Linked DNA regions of Homo sapiens: regions 1, 2, 3, 5 and 6 are each linked to region 4. The links are chromatin contacts, found by Hi-C or POLR2A ChIA-PET in ENCODE. All regions are on one chromosome and are shown on one strand. The core of a region is the stretch at or near the end of the contact, and the rest is flanking DNA. Distances in the headings are between cores, read along the strand shown. Region 1 holds the start of STAM2 (signal transducing adaptor molecule 2). Region 2 overlaps RBMS1 (RNA binding motif single stranded interacting protein 1). Region 3 holds the start of BAZ2B-AS1 (BAZ2B antisense RNA 1). Region 4 holds the start of NR4A2 (nuclear receptor subfamily 4 group A member 2). Region 5 holds the start of RBMS1 (RNA binding motif single stranded interacting protein 1). Region 6 holds the start of TANK (TRAF family member associated NFKB activator).

What was found. Hi-C counts contacts between places; a loop is a spot of excess contacts on that map. ChIA-PET counts read pairs that join two places held with the same protein, here RNA polymerase II (POLR2A). Pooled maps may share reads with other maps.
Region 1: a map of B cell shows a loop between it and region 4 (19-fold over the local background). The contact joins the promoter of STAM2 here to the promoter of NR4A2 in region 4. A Hi-C loop is called at or near these places in 4 of 168 maps with a recorded cell type or tissue (B cell, CD8-positive, alpha-beta T cell and naive thymus-derived CD4-positive, alpha-beta T cell), 3 of 37 single-sample maps with no recorded cell type and 14 of 50 pooled maps.
Region 2: a map of natural killer cell shows a loop between it and region 4 (12-fold over the local background). The contact joins the enhancer-like site here to the promoter of NR4A2 in region 4. A Hi-C loop is called at or near these places in 4 of 168 maps with a recorded cell type or tissue (B cell, CD8-positive, alpha-beta T cell, naive thymus-derived CD4-positive, alpha-beta T cell and 1 more) and 9 of 50 pooled maps.
Region 3: a loop to region 4 is called in a map of gastrocnemius medialis, with 10 times the contacts of the local background. The contact joins the promoter of BAZ2B-AS1 here to the promoter of NR4A2 in region 4. A Hi-C loop is called at or near these places in 1 of 168 maps with a recorded cell type or tissue (gastrocnemius medialis) and 7 of 50 pooled maps. POLR2A ChIA-PET finds 5 or more read pairs at or near these places in 1 of 52 experiments (RWPE1).
Region 5: a map of naive thymus-derived CD4-positive, alpha-beta T cell shows a loop between it and region 4 (9-fold over the local background). The contact joins the promoter of RBMS1 here to the promoter of NR4A2 in region 4. A Hi-C loop is called at or near these places in 2 of 168 maps with a recorded cell type or tissue (CD4-positive, alpha-beta T cell and naive thymus-derived CD4-positive, alpha-beta T cell) and 6 of 50 pooled maps.
Region 6: a pooled map shows a loop between it and region 4 (8-fold over the local background). The contact joins the promoter of TANK here to the promoter of NR4A2 in region 4. A Hi-C loop is called at or near these places in 3 of 168 maps with a recorded cell type or tissue (CD4-positive, alpha-beta T cell, CD8-positive, alpha-beta T cell and naive thymus-derived CD4-positive, alpha-beta T cell), 2 of 37 single-sample maps with no recorded cell type and 12 of 50 pooled maps. POLR2A ChIA-PET finds 5 or more read pairs at or near these places in 1 of 52 experiments (naive thymus-derived CD4-positive, alpha-beta T cell).

What each region holds. Positions count from the first base shown.
Region 1 is chr2:152,174,463-152,177,224 of GRCh38, reverse strand. STAM2 (signal transducing adaptor molecule 2) reads left to right here and starts at 1,462. Exons shown (of 14, transcript NM_005843.6): 1 at 1,462-1,622. The coding sequence starts at 1,583. It overlaps LOC105373689 (a long non-coding RNA gene), which reads right to left and starts at 1,692. Exons shown (of 3, transcript XR_923477.3): 1 at 668-1,692. RefSeq lists enhancers at 1,105-1,524, 1,001-1,524, 1,685-1,824, 1,875-1,924.
Region 2 is chr2:160,402,039-160,404,738 of GRCh38, reverse strand. The region is part of intron 1 of RBMS1 (RNA binding motif single stranded interacting protein 1); the gene reads left to right. Among named protein-coding and RNA genes, the nearest start is that of MIR4785, 4.5 kb to the left of the region's middle. Within about 2 kb of position 1,283, at least 8 of the 41 ENCODE cell types and tissues checked have a DNase peak (open chromatin) inside an H3K27ac peak, as active enhancers do; they include CD8-positive, alpha-beta T cell and natural killer cell, where a contact is called at or near this core.
Region 3 is chr2:159,613,835-159,616,620 of GRCh38, reverse strand. It overlaps BAZ2B-AS1 (BAZ2B antisense RNA 1), which reads right to left and starts at 1,327. Exons shown (of 2, transcript NR_110588.1): 1 at 1,168-1,327; 2 at 1-871. BAZ2B (bromodomain adjacent to zinc finger domain 2B) reads left to right here and starts at 73. Exons shown (of 37, transcript NM_013450.4): 1 at 73-379. RefSeq lists enhancers at 1-53, 304-383, 11-537, 1,594-2,122.
Region 4 is chr2:156,331,452-156,334,233 of GRCh38, reverse strand. NR4A2 (nuclear receptor subfamily 4 group A member 2) reads left to right here and starts at 1,513. Exons shown (of 8, transcript NM_006186.4): 1 at 1,513-1,754. RefSeq lists an enhancer at 1,252-1,331 and a silencer at 1,562-1,761.
Region 5 is chr2:160,492,421-160,495,244 of GRCh38, reverse strand. RBMS1 (RNA binding motif single stranded interacting protein 1) reads left to right here and starts at 1,438. Exons shown (of 14, transcript NM_016836.4): 1 at 1,438-1,956. The coding sequence starts at 1,882. RefSeq lists a silencer at 1,011-1,190 and an enhancer at 1,377-1,897.
Region 6 is chr2:161,159,140-161,162,200 of GRCh38, reverse strand. TANK (TRAF family member associated NFKB activator) reads right to left here and starts at 1,773. Exons shown (of 8, transcript NM_001199135.3): 1 at 1,715-1,773. TANK-AS1 (TANK antisense RNA 1) reads left to right here and starts at 1,911. Exons shown (of 3, transcript NR_187173.1): 1 at 1,911-2,069; 2 at 2,965-3,036. RefSeq lists an enhancer at 1,300-2,063.

The DNA.
Region 1 (2,762 bases), core at 213-2,712, 4.2 Mb after region 4:
GCTAATTTTTGTATTTTTAGTAGAGACGGTTTTTCGCCATGTTAGCCAGTCTGGTCTTGAACTCCTGGCCTCAAGCAGTCTGCCCGCCTTGGCCTCCCAAAGTGCTGGGATTACATGCGTGAGCCACCATGCCCGGCCTCCCAATTTATCTTGAACATCCCTAGGTTCAACGTTCTATGAAAAACAGCCCCTTCTGCACGATTCCTTCTCATTTGTGCCCCGAACTTTATAAAATGCAACCACCTTTCTGAATGTGTATGAGCTCTCTATAGCATCAGGTCTTTATACTAGAGTTTGTAAAATGGTTTTGATTAATCTATTATTTAAAATGTTGGAGTAATTCTCAACATTTAAACATCATTGAAAAATTGCAAACTCTAGTAGGACCCACATTTCAATAAATGGCTGCAATTTACCAGTAGTTGACATCTTTAGATACGCACTGTTCAGTTAGAAAGTTACAGCTTCATTCGAAAAGCATTGAGCGTCTATTACTTGGGACACTGTTTTAGACGCTGGGGATATAGTAGTGACCAAAACTTATCAGGGAGTTTATAATCTAATGAGGAGGAGAGACAGGCAACATAATCATTACTACAGTTTTCTAAGAGGAACAGAGAATATGTGGGTGGGAAGGGTGCTTGGGCTTTTGCATTCATTTAAATACCTGGCTGGATGCTGTTGGAATTTGAGTTTATGACTCGTACTACCATCCGAATCGTCATACACCATCATGTACGTTATGCACTGCCCCTATAAAACTCTCAACAAGTCTAAGGCAGGGAGTGTGCCTCCTTCGCCTTTGGATTCCGGGGGCCCAGCAGTGTTTTTATGGAGGGGACACGATGGAAAGCGAAAAGTTAGGCGTAGTTACTTCGACCACCGCTGTCCCGGGTGGTTATTCTGACGGGGTTTGGACTGGGCGCCTGGGAGGGTGCAACACAATAATTGTTGAAGAGCAGTCAGGTCTTTCGCAGAATCTCAAAGCCACCTCCGCGCCGGCAGCTCCGTTTCTAGGGAAACAGGACTGTAACGCGTACGCGTCGTGGGTCCTCGTTCTCTAGCTACGAGTCCTGCCGCTCTGAAACAAACTAAATTCGTGACAAGAACTTGGCCCTCAGAGCCCGTCGTCCAACGCGAAAAACCACGGGTAACCGCGCCCCCTGCCGCGCCGCCGCTGGCACTGCAGCTTCCGGGGTCGTCCAGTTCCAGGCGGGACTACTTCCGGCTCCGAAGGTCCCCGGCTTCGTGGCTAGCCGGGGTCCTAGCGCTGGAAAGGTGGCCGTAGCGGCCGCCTGACCCCTACAAAAGTCTGGGACAGGGGCAGCGACAAAGGCCTTGGGAGGACGCCCATGGTCGGAGGGATCTCGCCCCGGGAGAAAAGTTGGGACAGGAGCGCGGGATCGAAGGGTGGACTCCGAGCCGGCCTGTCAGGCAAGAGCCGGGCAGGTGCGGTGGCGGAAGTGCAGGGACGGAGGCCGAAGCGGAGCGGTCTAGGGAGCCGCGGCCGCGGGTCACCCGGCGGGTAGCAGTTGCTGAGTGTCAGCTAGACAGCAGCGACTAGGGCTCGGGCGCCGGCGAGATGCCTTTGTTCACCGCCAACCCCTTCGAGCAAGACGTGGGTGAGTGCTGTGCCCGGTCCTGGACTGCTGTGTGCCTGGCCCTGGACTGCTGTTTGTCCGGCTAGAAAGTGGGCGGTAGCGACTCCGGGGACTAGGAAGCAAAGCGAAGGGAGGGGAGGGGCGGTGCCGCCCGCTCCTTCGACGTTGGGATTTTTCTGGGGCAACCTCGGCGCGTCGCTAGCGGTCTGGGGAGTGCTTCCTGCCGCCTGAGTTTGGGGACCCTCAAAGGGCCGTTCTCCTTGCCAAGCGTAGGATTTGGGAAGAGCCTAGGGCTCGCTGGAGACTGGACTGATTAAGTAGTTGTGGAGTTGGTGATTAAAAACTTCCTGCTCGTTCGACAGCTGGTTACCTCCGTCTTTGCCCCATCGTTTTCTGAAGATGATGCAGCAGTGGAGACCCTGCTGTCTAGAGAAGCCCAACACTAGACACTTGACACCTAGACAACCGCATTGAATAGGAAGAACTTACTTCCCCATTATTTATATTACTCATGCATTCAATCCCTGATAGGGTAGCTTTAAGATTTATTACAATTGTAAAGGTGTTGCTCTTCATCCCCGGATTGCAAAGATTGCGCGGGTGCTAGGAGATGTTCGGTTTTAGAGTATGAAAAGGAAATCTCCAGTCTCAAAACACTCCAGAACAACAAGTATTTTACATGTTGCAGTCATAAAGCGCTGGTCTCTCAGTGACTATAGAATGAGAAAAACATGGATAAGATATATACGAAATTATTTAGGAAATTTGAGTAACACTAAAACAAACTGAGAAATATATGTATGTATTCTCGAAAGTCTGGGTCTCACTATGTTGCCCAGGTGCGACTAGAATTCCTCCCACCTCAGCCTCCACCTCCGTTTCCCCTTCCCGAGTAGCTGGGACTACAGGTTTGTTTTTTGTTTGTTTTTGTAGCAGTAGTTAACAGAACCCTAGGTAAATTTTTAGAACTTGGAAATGGGGTTGGGGCGGGGAGACTCAGAAGAATACTGCACATCTCAGCAGTAATTCCCCTGTTTCATAGTTAACATTTGGTTATTAGGAGACTGTAGAAAGTGCCCTATTCTGATACGTTGTGTAATCCCCTAAGCCATTTTAAAAAACATGTTTGAGTCAAATAATATATGTAAATAGTTCAAATAT
Region 2 (2,700 bases), core at 34-2,533, 4.1 Mb before region 4:
AGCAGCATTGATATAAAAATGTGGCTGTACTGAATGATTGTACAACTCTTAAAGCTTTCTACATTTTACATATACAGTCATCTCTCAGCATCCGAGGAAGATTGGTTCCAGGATGGCTCAAGGTCCTGATATAAAATTGCGTAGTATTTGTATATAACCTATGTACATCTTCTCGTATTCTTTAATCTCTAGATTACTTATAATACCTGATACTATGTAGATGCTATGTAAATAATTGTTATACTGTATTATTTTCAAATTGTTTTATTGCTATTTTTATTGCTTTTCCCTGAAATATTTTTAATCCACAGTAGGCGGATGCAGAACCTCTTTATACGGAGGGTCGACTGTGTAGGAGTGAGCTAGTTTCAGTTAAAGCAGCGGTGGTTGGTACTCATCTCTCACCTGCCCCCACGTAGTGTAGCTAGGGCATCAGGGAGTACTGATCTCTGGCATCATCTGGGATCAACAGGATTTTCCTGCCTCACAGGCCTGTGAGCACATTAGAAATACACCTGCTCAGCTCAAGTCAAAGTGAGAAGCTTTTGAATGGAGTGATAACCGAGTAGGCAGTATCTAAATAAAGATGATTGGTTCAAGTCTCAGTGGACAAATGTGTACGTTCTATTACTGTTGACTGTGACTTTGAAGTATATGGTGTTCATTAAGCAAATCCAATCTGATCGTATGAAAAGAGCACCCCAAAAACCAAAATGAAACCATTTATCAGGACTTTTGTAGCTATGAAAATATTTTAGTGTGTTTTGAAACAAAAAAAGTGATTTATACTCAAAGGCTTTTAGATATAGAAAATTGGTATTTTCATTTTTCCTTTGTGTTGTTTCTTGAATTCTTTTATTAGCTACTCCTCTTCCTGTTTCCTTCCATTTTGGAACTGCTTTCTTGAGGTAGCTAAGTTACAAACCAACCATACTTTGGTTTCTGCACATCGTGGCATGTAGGAAGGCCTTTTTTGCTAAGCAGTATGTTGTCCTAGTGGTTTCCAGTAGGGTTTTGGAGGTAGGGGAGTGAATGCAAAATTTTTCTGCATGTGTGTATGTGTGTGTTTATATCTGTGTGTGTTTAATGGTCTTGCCCTCCAATAGTTGTACTTGTTAAATGTTGCTAACTTTTGATGAGGGAAGTACTTATCTTCCCAGTTTAAGTAGATTTACATAGTTTACTGCCTTCTTCAAGATTAACTGGGTGTAGCTGCACGTGAGGAATTCAACAGTGATTCAGTGTTTGGCCTTGTTTAGAGGATGACATACAAAGCTGTTGATTAATCCTCTTCAGGCAGTTTCTGTTCACAGCAATTTGTGTTTAGTAGATTGGGTTTTGTTAAAGTTTGAAGATTAAACTTGTGCATAGAAGATATTTAAATGAACACTGCCTGAAACAGTCCCAATTTGTTGTTGTTTTAAAGAAAGTAAACGTCTTCAAGCTACAGAGATTGGAGGTTTAGTGGAGAGTAGCAGAAAGGTAAATTGGTATGTATAAGTAAGGTATTGGCCCATTTTTATGTTATGTTATCTCTGTGTATTTGTGGTCAGGTAGGATCTATGAGTCATGATGATGATATTTTAAAATCTACCCATACATAGCCATTTGAAAACTGTACAATTCATCGTGATTGTCCACTTTTTCTACTAGGGACCGTTTTGGCATCTCATTACATGTTCCATAGTTCACTTCAGGTTTTGAACATACTTCTAGTTTTTTACTTTTCCTTATTTTTAGAGATTACTGTCAACTGGGCTCACCATATATTAGTACTTTTATTTTTGAGACCTTTCTTAGGAGGGTAAGAGTCTATCTGATCCAGGTTTCTGAGAATATATTTATAAAGTACTCACCCAATAAATAAATATTTTAAGGATGTATAAACCTCAGTCATATTTAATCTTCATAGCATCCATATAGAGAAGGTCTGGAGTTTTGAGGCAGTGACATCTTAAGTGGCCTACATGGTGAAAGCTAGGTCCCTGGAGTCAAGGGCTGTGTCTGCTACTAGGAAAAAGAAAGCCCGTCAAGAACAGCTGTGGCCTCACTACACTTCCCTTTACTTGGCCTCCCAAAGACATGTGGCCCACAGTGTCCAGATTTCAGATGTGGGAATTGTAGCTCTTGAATGTATTAGTGTTTTTTTGTTTGTTTTATAAAGGCTTTCACAGATGACATACTAGACACTGAGTTAAATTTGAATTTCAGATAAACAGTGAATAATTTTTTAGTATAAGTATGTCCCAGATTTTCATCACACTGCATTTTTGAATTTGCTAAATCTAGCAGCCCTCTCTCAGGGAAATCCAATTCGCTTTTTAAAACTCATTATAAAAAAAATCATGATAATAAGACATACTATTACTTTTTCCACTGAAAAGTTTGCCCCTTAGCATATTCCTTAGGCCCTGATAACGCACGTTTCACATTTTACCTCCTTGAACCATTTGGTCCATGCTTCCGCCTGCACTCTACCTAATTGAAAGACTATGGCTTAAGTTGTGGCTCTACCATTTGCATGCTTTTTCACTTAACCTCCCTAAGTCTGAGTTTCTGCTAAGTAAAGATAATAGTGCCCACTTCACAGGGTAGTTGTTAATCCTTCTAAGGTGCTATTATTAATGTCCCCACAGAGCAAGCAACAGCGGGTGGTCCTAGGAGACTTCTGTGTGGTCTAGGGAGACCTTGACACAGTCG
Region 3 (2,786 bases), core at 78-2,577, 3.3 Mb before region 4:
TTTTTTCCCTTGTTAACAGCAACTTTCATTGTTAGAGAGAGGAGAGAGAGAGAAGCCTTGTTGGTTGACGTCACTTGGTTCATGAAGCCTTCGCCTAGAAGTGAAGCTGCTGAACAAACCTTGAGAAGAATCATCTCCTGCTTCAATCTGCTGCTGGATAGGAACTAATCAGAGAGAGAGAGGCGGAAGACGGAGAAGGAGGGAGTCGAAGGCTTTCCCGATCACAAATCTCACCTCCACTACAACTCTCTTTATACTTTTCTTGCAGAAATAATAATAGAAATAAGGAGGTGGTGGGGTTTCCAAAAATCTTAACCTTCAACCATCTGGGGAAAAGGCAAAAATCCCATCTACCGCAACTCTCAGTTCGAGAGTAAAGGTGAGTTTAAAATCCTCGGGCGTGAGGGGTGCGGGTGAGGATGTAAATTCCCAGTGTTACAAAGCCGGTGGAAACAGCAGCGGAGAAACTGCGCTCGGGCAAGCGGGGGACTCCGGAGTTGCTGCGTGGAGGCGCTCGCCCCGCCGCCCTCTCGCCCTCCGCCGCTGTTTATCCTCGCCGGTCGGTGCGGCTCTTTGTTGTGGTGGCCGGAAGGCTGGGGTGGTTCTCGGGGTCCCGAGTGGAGTTTGGGGGAGGAGGACACGGAGATGTGCCGTCCTGGGTGGGAGGTGGGGGGTGCGGCCTCAGGAGAACGTAAACTTTATTCCTAGAAGCCGGTGCGGGACTTCGCTGGAGTAGGGCCGTGGGTTGTGCTCCCGGCCGGGCAGGCGCTGCCGCCGCGAGTCCGCCGCCTTTGTGCCGGCCGCCCTGGCTTCGCGTCTCCTTCCTCTTCCCCTTCGGCTTCCAGCGCTCAGGTCGCCGCCAACAGTTTTGCTTCTTAAAAAACAACCTCTGTCAGCGTTGCGATGGCCGTTCCTACCCCGGAATATCCGCTGCTCCCCCACTCCCTGCCGGGGTAGTTTCTGGATCACCCCCCACCCCCGTCCGCCTCCTGCTGCCCTTTTTTGCCTCCGCCCCCTCTTCCCTGTCGGACTGACGAGCTGCGTCTGCCACCCCCACTCCCCGGCTTGGGCCTCTAGCTCTCCCGTGTGTAGCTGGAGGCTCTGAGTTTACTGAAGATGAGCGGGGGTGGGGGTGGGGCAGGTGGGATTGGGAAAAGATCTGGATACCTGGGAAGGTCTATGTCAGCACGCAGAAGGTTTGAGGAGCATTGCTTCTCATACAGTAAGGTCTGTGCCTTGGTCTCATGTTTTAGCAGTTCTTCCCCGGGAACGACCGCCAGCTCCCAACTCCTCTGCTTCCCTCTTTTAATCTTCTTGTCGCTACCCCTCCCCCCAGCCCCCGTTCTCTTTCGCGGCTCCCTCCCCTTTAAGTAGTTTCACGAACCCCAGAATTGGGATTTGAGAAGGGGAAGGAAGTGTTTGAAGAGTCAGAGCTGGCTCTGTTGTTTGGGAGATTTTCTCTTCTTTTCTTTCTCCCTCTGTATTTATCTTTTGTCTGTTGCTTCCTTATAAAGAGGGAAGCAGCTGCAGTCCTTGGCCGAGTTGTTGAAATTTATCCCTTTGTGTATATTACAATATCCTCCATTTTTTTTCCTGCCCTCTAAACAACAAGCGTTTCGCCATCTTGGGCAATTTTATTCCCAAGTCTCTCTCTTTTTTATTTTTGAGGAAAGGAAAGAAGTATTAGGAAGTGTGTCTGGATAAGTCTCAAAGTTTAGGGAATGTTCAGGGGGCCCAGTGACGTCATGTAAACTTTACGGAGAAATTTTCCCAAGAGTAAATTTTTTGCTTAATTTTTCTCCTGTTTTATAGGATTGTGTAACTTACAGGTTACTGATAAGTTGTGTGGCTTATTTTTGTGTTTTGCTCTCAAAATCAGTATACGAAGTCTGCGTATTGTATGTTTTGGTAACAGGTGGAAGATTATATGCAAAAAATGGTAAAAAACTTGTGCGTCATTTGTTATTTATCTGGTTTTTGTGTACTTTTTTTTTTAATTTAAAGGTTTCAACTGTTATCTGTAGTCAGTATATTCCCTTTCTTATTTGCTCCACTCTCCCTTATGGATTTTTTGAAAATTAGCTTGGTTAATATTTATGTATGGTTATTTTAGATTATCTGGCTCCCCGTTTCTAATAAAATGTTCTGGGGTTTTCTTTTTCTATTATTTATTTACATTTTGAAAAGAAATGACTATGGAAAATACCTTAAGATAATGGATACTTTAAAATTTAGTAGCAGATATTAAGTCAAACAATTATTGAGTATTTAAGAGGCAGAATTGATTTTAAAAGTTATTTTATAATCGCTAGCTATAAACTCTTTGTCAGCCATTATGAACAGATAAACAAAAACTAGCACTGTTTTAATTTGCTTGTCTAACATAGTTTTTCGCCTCACAAAAGTTGGTTTGGTCACATGACCAAGCTTAATGATACACTGACTAGTATATAAATAAGAGGCACTGTATATTGAATGGGAAAGTGGAATTCTGTCTCCTGTAGTCATTTTCAGTCAGCATATTTACATCTCTTCTAACAAGGACATGAAACTGTCTGTATTTAATTTGCATTCTCTTTGTCTTCTGGGTTGAGGGAAAAACACTGACTACAATTAACTTAAAAAAAGCTAATAGAAACAATTCTGAATACATTGAAAAGGTTTGTGTAACACACAGAAATTTATGTTCTATATGGTAAGTTTTTATTTCTGTAGCAGTCTTCTTTGGTGTTATCTATTTATCCAGGAATTTGCTTCATGTAATATGCTATATAGAAAGCTTGACT
Region 4 (2,782 bases), core at 264-2,763:
CCGGTACTGAGAACACGAGTAGGGGGGCAAGTTGCAAAAGGGTCCCGGCTGCCTGGAAACGAGCCACACCGAGAAAGGAGGGGCGGCTGGGACGCTCTGCGCGAGTAGAAAAGCGGGGGCGGCTCCGAACTCTCCCTCCCAAGGCCCAGCCGCTGGAAGCCCCGCGGGAGAAGCCCTAGGAAGCCCTCCCAGCTCCGGCCGGGAGACGGGGAGGGGGCTTGCCCTCCGGAGCTGCGGCGTTTCCTTTGCTAGAAAGCTCCCTGCGCTCTCGGCGTGGCTAGGGGAAATGACTTGCAAAGCAGAAGCGGCGGCGACTTGGACGGCCGCGGGGGTGGGACACGCTCCCAGAGCCAGCTCGGGCCCCTCTCCTGGCTGGGCTGTAGGCTCACACCTTACGCTTTGCGGAGACGCTGCCCCCAATCCCCACCCGCTTCGCTTTTCTTGTCCAGTCTTTCTGGGCTCTAAGATTGAGGCTGTGATAGACCTTGTGTTTCAAACGAAGATCGATTTATTCCCTTAAAACTCGTGGAAGGGGTACGAGTTGGTGGGCACAGAGGAGTATCGAAAGTATTAGAGTTTGCAGAAGGTGGGAATCAGAGTACCTTTCTGCAGAAGGCGCACCTGTTGCCTGCTGCTCGGCTGCATTGTCTGCGAAAGGAAAAGGGGCGACGCTTCACTCTGACTTTTGGGGTTTCTAAAGAGCTGGGTCACGGTCACTGTCTACCCTCTCCCCTTCCTCTCCCCCCCCCCCGCAAGCACCACGTCCTCCATCGAACGTGGGCACTGCATGGAAATAAGGAAACATAGAAAAATAAGCCCTACCCCCACTCCCATTCCCTTTCAGATGGGAGTGTGGGGGGTGGGGGTGGGGTAGAGAGAGTGAGAGAGAGAGATAATTAGAATGAATATATGCCAGAAGAGGAGGAGGCCTGGGACAGGAAAAGGGAGTAAAAGGGGATGAACCGGGTAGGGAAATCCCACCCGAACTGCGTGAGCCCTCTGAGCGTCTCGTGTCATGGGACATCTGTACGCTCTTCCGCTAAGGGGGTGACGAAGGTGGGTGGGAGAGGTTAGGGCGCTGCAAGGCACATCCCATTCCGTGCGGCTCCAGGTGCGTACTACCTGGCCACGCCGGCCTTGCCTTCCGCCGGTGCTTTTGTTGCACCCTCCCCACATGTGAGCGGCCGAGCCGCTGCGCGGGCGCAGGGGCTTCGGGGAAAGTGAAGTGTCGCGACGCTGCGGGCTGCGCAGACCTGGGAGAGGTCACACCTCTTTCGGAAAAAAAAAAAGAAAAGAAAAAAAACACCAAAAACCACCCAAGCTGGCTACCAAGGTGAACGCAGAGCGGTTCCCACCTTAAAATCGGCCCTGCTCGTGACGTCAGGTCGGAAATATACCAAAGCGAGCGCGGGCCAGGAGTCCAGGGAGCGCGGCAGCGCGGCGATTGGGCGGCGGGCCGCTGACGCGCGCTGACGCGCGGAGACTTTAGGTGCATGTTGGCAGCGGCAGCGCAAGCCACATAAACAAAGGCACATTGGCGGCCAGGGCCAGTCCGCCCGGCGGCTCGCGCACGGCTCCGCGGTCCCTTTTGCCTGTCCAGCCGGCCGCCTGTCCCTGCTCCCTCCCTCCGTGAGGTGTCCGGGTTCCCTTCGCCCAGCTCTCCCACCCCTACCCGACCCCGGCGCCCGGGCTCCCAGAGGGAACTGCACTTCGGCAGAGTTGAATGAATGAAGACAGACGCGGAGAACTCCTAAGTGAGTAGATGCAGCCCATGCAGTTCGCCTTCTTTTATGCTTTTTCCTTCTTTTGCACGTCTCTTCTTTCCACTTGTGTGGGACAGGTTCTCTGGAAGTGGGAGCCAGAGGCTTCTAGTGAGAGTGGGACCGAAGGATGGGGAGTGCGTGCGCGCAGTTACCGGGGGGCATTTGTTCGAACTCCGGCTTTGGCACTAGTGGGGAGTTGGCTCTCGACAGAGGTTTCCAGGCTCCTCATTGGTGGACGTGGAAGGGAGACTCCACAGTTTGGGAGCTGAGGACTAGCCCGCGGAAATGTGCGCAAAGTTTGCTGTTAGTGAGGAATTGATTGTGGCCTGTGAACACGGAGACTCCAAGTCCTATGTATACGAGGGAAGCTGCCCACAAACTGACAGGGAGAGGAAGTTCTTCAGTTTATGCGTTGCTTGGGAACTGTGTCTCCGCGGCTGGCCAGCGCGCGATGTTTCCCGGGTATTGTTGAGTAAGGGTGGTGTTGGTAGCGTGTCCTGTTACTAAGTTGCCTGAAATTTCTGGTTTTGACATATGCTGTCCTTGGGTTTGCGAATGTATCAGAGCGAGAATATGAATATGTAAAGAGTACAGTTATGAAACTGTGGAGCTACCAGGGGGTTAATATCCAACACAGGAATATCTCTAAGGGCTGTGGGGTTCGAGTCTCCTTTCTGCTTTTTCTGGGTAATCTTCCCCCCACCCCCACCACCACTATGAAGCAAGATTGTGGGGGAGGGGAAAGAATAAAAAGAGAGGATACTGGCTTTCTTTTTTCATTAGTAATAAGATTGTCTGTGCTCTAGAATGTCTTCCAAGTGGGAACATCTGAAAATTGCTAGGACACAAGAATGCCTTGTTCCAGAAAGGCAGATTGTGGAAGGCATTATGGGGAAGGTGTTCATCTTGCTGTGCTGGGAAACACTTCTAATATTGGTGCCAATACCATATAAGCAGTATGTCCCCCCTCTGCAATTGACCTAAGAAGCTCCTGGAAAAGTAGATCCCCTCTTCCCACC
Region 5 (2,824 bases), core at 189-2,688, 4.2 Mb before region 4:
GCTTTTACATAGGTAAATGAGAGGGACATGATTTGCCTCCTGGCAGAGCCAAAATGTTCTCACCTATACTTATATTTATTTTGTTTTTGTCAAACATGTAAGATCTAGAAATTTGTCTAAACCATAGAACGATTATAAGGGTTTCAGGTCCTTATTTTGTCATTGTTTTAAAGTATCTTACTAAACCTATTTTAAAATGTTATCATATAAAAATAATAACTGTTTAACAAAATAATGCATTCCAGTTGAGTTTAATTTACCTTGTGCTATTAACAAAAGACTCTTCAAAAACCAAAATGACAAAGTAAACAAGGTCTATTTAATAACAAACACAGTTTTTTATTACATTTTATTAGATGTGCCGGAACCCTAATTTGAGGATGCTTGCTTACCTATGCTATCCGTATGTACATTTTGGTATTAGCTCTCTTTTTGAGCTGGAATATAAAAGTCTTCTGCAGGCAGCTTCGGGGACCAATTAATTCCATTAAATTATATCTAGTTATGTAGTGAACTGAACCACTGCTGGTCTGAGGCTGTCTAGAGCTGTGACAATTAGGAGATGGAGAGAGGCAGAAAGAGAGATTGATTTTATATGTCACTGAAGCACACTGCAACAATATGCCAGCGTGACTTTCAAAATGGCCTTAAAATATTCCAAACTCAGGGAGTTTCCTTGCTCCTGAGTGGGAGTTGACAGACTGTCTGGCAGCATTAGAAAGAGGCAGAGAAAAGCTGATGTCTATATTGTGTCCTCTAATAACATTCTGCCTCTTTGCGGCATCCCCCTCTTAGAAGGATCCGTCTATATGTTGTGAGGGGTGTGTGTGTGTGTGTGTGTGTGTGTGTATGTATGTATGTGCTTTGCCTCCCCTTGTGCAAGGGGCATGATTTCACGTCTCACATCTGGGAAAACCAAACCGAAGGACGCTAACCCTCCCAAGGTCACCTAGATTAGTCTTGTGGCCCCGGGTCGGGGGTGGGTGGGAGGAACAGAACCCAGGTGTCCAGACTCCAGCTTTGTTGGGCATTAAATCATTTTCCTTCCCTTGTGAAAAAAAATTACTGGGCGGTGGGAAGTGAACGATTAATCAGATTTCCTCTTTTCCCTTATTTCCCCTCCCCCTTACGAAGATAAAAACTCGGGAAAGCAAAAGAGGTGCCCGCCCTGCAGTTCTTAAGCTGGGTCCCCCCGCATTCCCCCTCCACCCCCACTCCCACTCCCATTTCCCCACCCCCGACACAAAGCGATCTGGACTCACAGGGCTTCCGCCCGTCCAACCGCGAGCCTGGGAGGTGAGGAGTGGTTAAAACTCAGCCCTCACCTCCAGCGGGTCCCGGGCTCGGCGGCGCCCAGGCCCCGCCCCCGCCCGCCCTTCCCCCACGGCCTCGGAACGCCAGCCCCTCTCCTCTCTCCACATCGGGCGCACCCACCCCAGATGCCGCCTGGCACCAAGCGCAGCCGCCGCTGCCGCACTTTCCACTTGTATTGATCACCTCTCAGCCCCGCGCAGCCGGCTCGCCCGAGCGGACCGCGGCCAGCGCGCCAGCCCTTGGCAGCCCCGGAGCAGTCGGGCTCCGGGAGGAAACTCCTTGGGAGCGCCCTGTCCGGGGTGCCCTCTGCGCTCTGCAGTGTCTTTCTTTCTGCCTGGGAGGAGGAGGAGGAGGAGGAAGAGGAGGAGGAGGAGGAGGAGGAGGAGGAAGAGGAGGAGGAGGAGGAGGACGTCTGGTCCCGGCTGGGAGGTGGAGCAGCGGCAGCAGCAGCAGCCGCCGCCGCCGCCGCCGCTGCCGCCGCCGCCGGAAAGGGAGAGGCAGGAGAGCCCGAGACTTGGAAACCCCAAAGTGTCCGCGACCCTGCACGGCAGGCTCCCTTCCAGCTTCATGGGCAAAGTGTGGAAACAGCAGATGTACCCTCAGTACGCCACCTACTATTACCCCCAGTATCTGCAAGCCAAGGTAAAGGGGCGCCGGGGAGAGGTGACGGCCGGAGGAGGGGGCCCGGGGACGCGCGCAGGGTCAGGCCTGGGGAGGGGGGCGCGCGGCGAACCCCCGCCACCGCCGGGCGGAGTTGCTGGAAGGTTGCTAACTATAGCGCTGGCCTGGGCAGAGCCGGGCGGCGCGCGGGGCGGCGGCTTCCCTGGGAGCGGAGTGCGGGGATCGGGTTACAGAAAGCCGCGGGGGGAGAGACTAGACAGGAAAGAGCCACCAGCCCCTTCCTGGCCCGGCCAGCGGGGAGGGTCGTGGGGTCGAGCGGCGCCCCTCGCCGAGCCCTGGCTGGCCGGCGGCCGTCGCCTGGTGTGCGCGTCTGGATCCGCTGGTGGCCCGGCTTTTCGACCCCTTCTCCAAGGGCCTCGCCCTGTAAGCTGTAACTCTTCGCTCCCCTCGCCGTGGCGCGGAGCCTCCCGCCCCCCAGGGACGCCCCTCCACCTCCCGCGCACGCGATGACTGGGGCTGGAGGGGCGGCGGGGCCGGGATATTTTCCTCCCCGCCTCCGGCCCTGAGCGCCCGCCCCTCGCCTCTGATCTTTGTGCGGTGTGGCACTTCACCTGGTTACTGATTTCTACTTTTACGCTGGTGTTTTGGGTAGAAAAGTGGCCAAAGTTCACTCGCGTTCATTGATGTCCCTTCTAATCTCTAGAGGTTTTGCAAAGGAGGGACAATGGGCAGATTTCAGTGCAGAGAAAGAAGTGACTTCGTATTTGGTTAAAAAAGAAACAAAAACAAAACTAGCTTATATGTTTGCCACAGATCGATTTCCAATGTTGCTTTTTAAAAAGTGACCTCGGCACACTCTTGGGTAACAACAGTTGATGACATGTAGCCA
Region 6 (3,061 bases), core at 524-3,023, 4.8 Mb before region 4:
GAAGAGACAAAAAGATCAAAGCAACAGATGAGTCTAAAGAAAAGATGCATGTACACTTGAGAATTTACTATATTAAGGAGGTATTTCTAGTCAGTTGGGAGAGAAATGATTTCAACAAATGATTTCAGGAAAAAATGGCTGCCTAGTCATAAAAACAAAGAAAAAAATTAAATCCTTATCTTAGCATACAAAAATCATTTTCAGATGTTTTAATGAGTAAATCATAAAAAGAGAATTAACAGGCAATATAGGAGAAGATTTTAAGAATTTTTGAGTGGGGACTACCTTCTTACCTGAGATAAAAAGCCTGGGCATTTTAAACCAAAGCATTGATAATTCTTGAAAATATTTGCCATATATTTCACAAAGGATTAATGAAATCTGTAGTCTAATGAGAAACAGATAATTTTGAAGAATACTGGGCAATATATACGGACAGGACATAGTAAGTGACAGTTAACTATAATTTGGTACATCTACACAATGCAGTACCACGCCAACATTACAATAAAATAGAGCTACATATGGCAAGACTTTCACCATATATATATATTTAATCTGAAACAGATTATCGAACAGTATGCATAATCTCATTTTCATAAGAAAGCAAAATAACATGGTTATGCACATACAGGAAAGATGTGGAAGGCTTGGATTACAACTGGGGAGAGGACTGAGAAGGATTTCACTTCCTGCTTTGCACATAGTTGTATTATTTGAGGATCCCTCCTCTCTCAAATGAGGACACAATAATTTTTAACAGAATGCACTGCTTGCTTCTCTGCTACCTCTCGTTTGGGTGTGTATTCCAACCGCGGTAAGAAGGCAGGTCATTTTCTTTTCCTTCAATTTCACGTCGCTTCTTCACTTCCTTTACTACCATCTCTCCCTTATTATAACTTGTCAAAAGCATCTCCTGTGAGGTGAGATAAACACCACTTTACATAGCAAGGCTGCTTTACTTTTGCTCGTTATAGCATAACAATAAAGGCACAGCTCTTCTTTGATTATCCTCCCCCTTTCTACTTCTAGAAAAGCACAGCTTTTTTGCCTGTAACTCGTTGCTAGTCAGTTTACACCGGCGTGAGGACTCTACCTAACGCCTGGGTTCCCACTGTGGGCGGGGTTGGCTTCTGTTCTTCCTGCCTTGGCCACCCACTCCCTCCGTGACCCTCTGGGAAGTTACCCAACTTCTCATTGACCAGGCTATGATGACACCCCACAGGAAGGCAGAGGGGAATTGTGCAACCACCTTGGGAAAACAACAGAAAGAACCAATTAAGTTTTCGAAAGAGTAACCACGATACTACTTGATTCTAGGAGGCAGTCTCTCTCCCGAAGGGAAGTCGGGAATGTTCCTGGAGGGTCCACTGCTCACCTCGACACCGCAGGCCCTTCCACCCCCATTTCCCGGGCAAAGCAGCCGGGACGAGTCCCTCCCTTGAAGCCGTTGGGGCAGAGGCCGACGATGCTATGCTGACATCGCGGGCCCGGAAACCAACCCACAAGGAGTCCGCTCCGGGGGAAGGACTCGCGTGGTTTCTCCCGCACAAAATCCCTCCCCAAACTGCAAATTGGTTGTCTCCGCTGCTCCTCGGCTTCTCTCCCTGCGGCGCCCCTACTGTCAGCGCGTCCCTCTCGCTCACGCATACAAATTCTCCGACGTCGTGCTTGACGGATTCGGACACACCAATTCACAAAGTTTCTTACTCACACAGTTCACGCTTTCAGCTGCGTTCCCTCTCCCCTCAGGTCGCCGGCGCCTGGCCGAGTGACTCCAACCGGAAGTTGCATTTTGTTCCAGTTCAGAGGGCAGTGCCTGCGCGCGGAGCCATTAACTCTTCACCTCCACCCAACAAGGCCAGGGCCCTTCCGCCCTGCCCCACCCAGCCCAGGGCTCTTCTGCCCCGCCCCTGCCCGCCCCGCCTAGCGCCCTCCCCCAGCCCTGCCCAGCCAAGTCCCCGCCTCTTAGAAAAAAAAAGCGTCAGCAGCGGAAGAGAATCCTATGTCAAGTGTAAAGGTCACTTGTGAGTCTTTGCTGGATTTTTTTGCCAAACGATAAATAACCGGTAAATAAATAACCAGTAAATAAATAACATCACCCTATATATGAGTTAGAGTACACAAGAATCACCTGAGAAACAAAATGTAGTTTCACCAACCGACTCCTACAGCTTTCATTTCAGAGCAACTGGAGTGAAGCCCAGGAACCTGCATTTTCAACAGATCCTCGTAAATTTATGTAATTAAACGTGGTTAAAGTCCACACTCTGAGAAACACTACATATACACATACCCATTTGGTTTCTCCCCAACTGGTAGTATTTTTCACTAAATGTATTTGTTAAAGAGGAATGGCTGGAAATGGAGGTGGAACTTTATTAGAAAATTTCCCATGAATTAAGACTTTCCCATTATTCCAATTCCTAGCCATGCATGAATATTATCTAAGATTCATATCTTAGATACCGCAAGAAAGATATCTTTTCCCTTTAGGGCAAGAGGATGAGGTCTGGCTGCCCCAATTTCTCCCTGTATTTCTGAATCATGGATGTTTACACATCTTTCCTTAGGCCAGTAAGTCCAAGGATTTAAAAACCTGCCAAGTTGCAGTGCATTCTGTCTAGTTATCTTGAATGTTGCTGTATACTTTTAAAAGTCAAAGCCTAAATATATTTGAAACAATGTTTTTAACAAACAGAAACTTCTTATATATAACGTTTTGACCAGTTGAATAGTTTTCTTGTAATAAGTAATTGAGTTAAACATCACAATACAGTACTGCTTTAAAAAAATTATTTAAACTTTTTTTGAGGGCAGTTTTAGATTCACAGCAAAATGGAAAGGAATGTCCAGAGATTTTCCATATACTTTCTGCCCCGACACAAGCATAGCCCTTCCCCATTATCAACATCCCTCACCCCAGTGTGATGAAAAAAAGCTGTTATAAATATCTGTGTGCAGGTTTTTTTGTGCGGACATAAGTTTTCATCTCCTTTGGATAAATACCAAGTAGTATGATTGCTGGATCATAAGGTAAGAGAATGTTTAGTTTTGTAAG